Linked DNA regions of Homo sapiens: region 2 is linked to region 1. A link is a loop called in an ENCODE intact Hi-C map of the cell type or tissue named here. Cell type or tissue: MCF 10A. All regions are shown on one strand. Links, peaks and the distances in the headings refer to the core of each region. The heading gives the core; the rest is flanking DNA. Region 1 has its middle 12 kb from the start of OR10D3. Region 2 overlaps SCN3B (sodium voltage-gated channel beta subunit 3).

Evidence for each region. Hi-C counts contacts between places; a loop is a spot of excess contacts. Peaks named below come from ENCODE experiments on the same cell type or tissue, not always from the same donor. Only the 100,000 strongest peaks of a DNase experiment are listed, where the experiment ranks them.
Region 2: a loop joins it to region 1, with 4 times the contacts of the local background. A loop is called at or near these places in 3 of 110 quality-filtered maps.

Annotation. Positions count from the first base shown.
Region 1 is chr11:124,193,712-124,196,632 of GRCh38, reverse strand. No RefSeq gene overlaps it. Among named protein-coding and RNA genes, the nearest start is that of OR10D3, 12 kb to the right of the region's middle. In MCF 10A, for the core only: a CTCF peak has its summit at 1,345 (motif pointing right); DNase peaks (open chromatin) are centred at 1,332 and 1,712.
Region 2 is chr11:123,639,471-123,642,391 of GRCh38, reverse strand. The region is part of intron 4 of SCN3B (sodium voltage-gated channel beta subunit 3); the gene reads left to right. It overlaps LOC124902777 (a long non-coding RNA gene), which reads right to left. Exons shown (of 2, transcript XR_007062929.1): 2 at 918-1,425. Among named protein-coding and RNA genes, the nearest start is that of SCN3B, 14 kb to the left of the region's middle. In MCF 10A, for the core only: a CTCF peak has its summit at 1,256 (motif pointing left); no DNase peak of the experiment used is centred there.

The sequences.
Region 1 (2,921 bases), core at 268-2,767:
TCCATGACTTTTTTTTTTTTGCAGAGCTGACTTTTATTATCTGTTATAAAATTTAATATTTATTCCCTTATTGCATGTTTTTTTCTCATATCTCTCCCCATTTTGAGACAGGTATTCCTCTTAAGTGCTGTCATAAAATCCTGCGTGTTCATATATTGTTGCAATCATCACCTTCAGGGGTAGGGTAAATGCCTTGTTGGACTTGTAAATTCAACTCCTGTCACTATACAAAACATAGAATAGATAATAAATACTCCTGGAATGAACACATAAATCAATAAATGCTACCAGTAGTGTAAAAATGTTGTGGGGCTTCTGTAGCTTTGTTAATATATAGTTTGATTATTTACTATTTAATATTAGTTTGCTTATTCAGTAGATATAAAATGGTATCATCATGTCACATTGTATACTATATTTTTCAAAATTAATAGTCACATTAAGGATCTATATTTATTAGTTCAATTTTCTTTGCATTAATTGTAACTTATTTCATTACATGTTTGAAATGATCATGTTGATATGTTTCTACATGTTCGATTCAATTTTAAACCTACATGTAATTTTGTATACTATTGTTCGAAAAATTTTATATTTTGGAATATATTTTATATTTTGAAATATAAATTATATCTTCTCCATTATTTGATAATGTATGTATAGTTTATCTTCTTTTAATTGAGTCCCTTCAGCATATGTGAAGTATAACATACGTAGAAATTAGAAACACAGCCTGGAAAGTGCAATGTAATGTAAGGTGAAATATTACGGTATTTATCATCTAAAATTAGAATACAGAGGAAGCATAGCCTATGTCTTCTCACCAGTATCAAGTCAGACTTTTTGCAGGAGAATTTTGACAGATTTTGAAAACAATGAATTGCATCCCAGAGAGTGGAAACAGCCTATCCAAATATACCAAAGTTTGATATAGTTAGTTTTGGAAAAATGACAAATAATTTGGTGAGTTTAGAGTGTAAGGCCTGATGGGAAAAATGGACAAGGCCATGAGACTGGGCACTGAGATACAGACAGATTATAAAAATCATTGTATATCATATTAGAGTAGATTTTACTCTAAAGTTAGTAAGGAGACATAAAATATTTTAATGCATGGGAATTAACATGATCAGATCTACTCTGCGTGTAAATATCTATGCAGAGGTTGTCATTTCTTCCAAATTACCAATGAACTTGTAAAACAAATTTCCTCTTCTGTCCCTGCCCTTCCAAAAGCACACATCATGATTACCCCTAAAGCCAAGGAGAACTGGTCGTTCTGTGCTAAGGTTGGAGATGATCCTATGTCCATCAGGGGGCGATAGAGCACAGTTTGCAGAATACGGATTATCATGTGGCCTCCAGGCTGGCACAATTTGTTGTCCAGCTACTGACTTCTTAGACTGCATCACATAACTAACATGCTGCCAGAATCCTATCTGTAGAGCTAATATAGACTAAATAGGAGATAGGGACCATGGCTGTCATATTAGTGCAGGGACAGAGACCGGGGAAAAGATCAGAAGAACTAGGGATGATTTGAAGATTCTAGGAGAGCCTGCATGTCCTTCTTTTGGATCACAGCCAAAAAGGCAAGGAGAGGACAAAAGCAAGTTTCTCATTCTTGATCAGACCTCCCTTCCACCCTCCGGGACTTGCAATGGAGACTGTGCCCAGTGACTTGCTTTCAGTTTGGTAGGTTATGCGCTTAACATTCCCATGTTGTGATAGAGAGCTTGCCCAGAGGCACGGAGCCCAATGCAGTCACCCCTTTTCTCATATTACAGGAACATGAGACTCTAAAGAGGGAGGGGATTAAATCCTATTACTGGCATATCCGTCAAAGGGAAATTCCAAGTTTTTCAGCTCCTAGGTTGCTAAGAATCAAAACAAGAAAACATTCTTATGACCAGGAGTGGCAAATTCATATTCTCAGATTCATTACGAATTTACAATATACAATTCTAAAATCTAACATACCCTGTATGTTTACTACTTCCCTTTATCTAAATGCACAGCTATAACTAGAACTATATGAAAAATTATCAAAGATTGCTGTTCTCTAAAATGAAGCATACAGTTGAGACATATTGAGTATATATTGTCTTAGGGGTGACCTTTGTTCCCCAATTGTCACAACCACTATGGATCAGTTAGCAATAAATGTCTTGAGTTTTCATGTCATCATAAATGTAACTACTTATCAGAGTTTGTGAGTGTACTTCAAACTCTCATTACAAACTTGCTGAAACTGAACATCAGATCTACTACTGTAAGGTTGACTCTGGTCTTACTATTTCATATAAATTTCTAGATCTTTGTATTCTGTTTAGTTAAAAACTATGGTCATCCTATTTCACTTCACTCATACTGTTTTTTCTCAGATGGGTGGTATTTGTCAAGAGTATATGTACTTCCAAAGAAAATGAGATTTCAAAGGAGAAACATTTCTTTTAGCTTGGAGCATTAAGGAAAGCTTTGGCAAGAAAACAATGTTTGGATGGTGTCCTGAAAAATGAGCATAATTTGGTCCTATGGAGAACAACGAAACTGACATCCCAAACAGAGGCCACATGAAGACTAGGACTCAGAGTCATCAAAAGCAGGGAATATGTGAGAAATACACCAAAATTCAGGATCCACGATAGAGCACAATGTGAGAAACATGGCCTAACACGGCAACAGAATAGCTTAATTTAGGACTGAACTGGAGAATCCAGACCATGTTGTCAGCGTTGGTTTGGAAAATTACAAAGGAGTTTGAGTTGGCTTGTGGAGAAGTCAAAAATAAAAGAGAAATAGGAATAAAATTGGTGACAGAGATCAGAACCAGATGTTAAAAAGCTTCAAATGTTAAACTCAATATAGTCAGCCTTGACATCAATAGGAAATGGAAACATACCAAAGAAATTTTTAGCAAG
Region 2 (2,921 bases), core at 164-2,663, 550 kb after region 1:
GGTAGGACAGCAGTTTTCCACGAGTGAGGCCCTTAAAGAGTGCAAAAACCCATGTATTTGGAATGGTGACATCTAAAAATGTCACCATTGACCCATCTTCTTCTGGTGGCCAGCTTCCTGTAAATTCCCTAAGCAGCTTGTCTTTCTGTGCCTTTCCTCAAAGCAGAAAGGCTTGGAGATGATAGAATGAGCTCTTCCTGGTCCCTTAGAGAAAGAGGCTAGCCTCCATGAGGCCTAAAGCTACTGATTCAGCTAGGCCTTCTTCTTTGGCCTATGTTGAATCCCTGACTCAGTGGGCTCAGAGAAATCTCATGAGGTTACCCGGAAGTCATCTCTCCTTCTACCTGTAAGCAATACATGCCTCTAAGCCAGGGGTTCTCAAACTTTAGCAAACCTCAAAATCTCCTGCAGGGCTTTTTGGAAGCCAGCCTTTCTGCTTTTGTCGGTGGAGCCTGAGAGTTTGCACTGCGTGACACACTGCCTGGCGGGCAGTGCTGCTGCTGGGACCACACCTTGAGAACCTCTCTCTAAACCAAAGTTTGACAATCTTTTTTTCTTTTGTCTTTCTTCACAGTAATCACACGTGCAACCTCTTCCCCATCTGTGGCATCTCTTATTACATAAATTCATTCCCTGCTGGGAGAAGGGGACAGGTTGATAGCTCTCTAGTCTTGTTTAAAATCTTTGGACTCCTACAGCTAGTTCCGTGTTCGTGAGTGGGAAGGCCTTTCAGCAGCCTAACTCAGGTGTTTCTGTTGCAACCGGAGTCCTGCATCCTGAGGGGGGAGTTCCAGCCTTTCTCAGTCTATCTCCAGCATTATCACTGCTAGTGAGCAGGCCAAAGTGTGGGGCATGAAGGAAAAGATCAAGTTAAAGACAGGGCTCTTCCTAGAAAAAAGGATCCAGGAATCCCAACCTCCAGGCCACAGGTTTATTCATTTTTTATCATGTCGTTGTGATAAAAATAATGAAGCGGAGATTCAGTCCTCAGAGTGAATGAACAAAGGAGAAAGAGACATAACGGATCAGACGATATGACTAAAATGGAAGGTAGGTCAATTCTGAAAGTGCAGAGGGACTCTCAGGGCTCCTGAATCCAGACCTGATGAGTCACTTCCCTGCTCGGAGCCCCGCTCCTCTGGTGTGAAATGAAGGGGTTGGCGGGGGGCTCTCTGAGGTACTCCCCTGTTCTGAAGTTCCTTTATCCCCCGTTTGTTACACGCCTTTCCTCTGGGGGGTGGGGCCCTGGCGCCCTCTCCTGGTCACCATCTGGAACTTTTGGTTGGTGCCCGCCAGACCTTAGCACAGTGCTCAGCCGTCTCCACCTCTGCTCTCTCGGGCTTTTGCCTCCAGACACCCTCGTGCATAGCTGGTGGGAAGTGTGGCAAGGCTGAGCTAGTTCGTCTGCCAGGTACCAGAGCAAGCCTCGGGTAAAAACAGAAGGAAAAACAAGTTTATTATCAGAGCCACAGAGCCTCGTGGATGGTCGGGTGTGAAGGAAGCGTGGATATCATTTATTTAATCCAGGGCCTCTGGATAAAGGGCAGACATCAGAATCGCCCACATTGGCGTCCTCCAGATGTAGACACCTCTGCAGCACCCTTGCAGGTGTGAGATCGGCAGGGGTGAGTGAGGTCATATGCAAGTTGATGACTCCCCAGGTGATTGGAGGGTGTAGCTCTGGTGCCCCTCTTTTTGTGGCTGGGAGAACAGAGTTCTCTGCAAGAGCAAGGGGCTTGCTCAGGGACGTGCAGCAAATTCGCGCTGGAAGCAGGGTGAAAATCCAGATTGTTCGCCTGTCTGGAGGGCTTGCTTTCCACTGTTTCTTTCCCCACCCCCACCACCCCAACCCCCTGCCACTTTTTCTTTTTTGCCTCTGTGACATCAGATACTCCCTGCCCTCATCTTGCTCAGAGCTACGCACCCACCCCACCATGACACCTGCCCATCAACCCCACATCTCCTCCATTCCTGTGGTCCCACAAGGTCTCCCTGGTTCTCTTTGTTCAAGTTGGGTTTATTCTGGCTTTGGCTGTCACCTCCTGGCCCTAAGGCAGAAACCTGAGGCCTCTTCACCTAGAGGTAACTAAAAATACTGAGGACAGCTTCCTGTATTGCCATTTGTGGGCTACTGCATTTTGAAAGAGAGAGCATGCTTTAAGCCAAACAAATCATAAATAATGCACGAGGTGGTAGCAAGGCGGTGAGATGTTTGAGCTGTACGGCATTCTCATGTGCCTCACGCTGCATCTATGACCTCTAGCTCCAGTTGGAAACCTGGGTGATCCTGGAGCCTTCGGACTGCTCTCTGGGCTGAAAGTTATGGCAGGCTGTGCTGTGCTCTTAACAACCAAGGACTTGGGGATGACTTAGATCCAATGGATAACTGCAGATCATAAATCTGACTTGCTGTTGAGAGCTGGCAAGGGGAGAGGTGGCTACAACATTTCTCCCACTAGCAAGGAGTAGATATATCAGGATATCTGCCATGTAGTATGTTTTAATGGTCCTTTTTGTTGATCATGAAACAAATAAGATAATATTTATTTTCACTCATTCAATAAGTACTTATTGAGCACTTTAAATATTCTAAGATTTATACAGCAGGCAGATAATCCAGAAATAAATATGTTCTCAATAAGCACACAGTCCACAGAAAAGAAAGATAAGCACAATACAACTCTTATAACAGATGGATGAGAAAAGTGCATGGAGGCCAGACGCGGTGGCTCACGCCTGTAATCCCAGCACGTTGGGAGGCCAGGGCAGGAGGATCACCTGAGGTGAGGAGTTCGAGACCAGCCTGGCCAACATGGTGAAACTCCGTCTCTACTAAAAGTATAAAAAATTAGCTGGGCATGGTGGTGGGTGCCTGTAATGTCAGCTACTTGGGAGACTGAGGCAGGAGAATCGCTTGAACC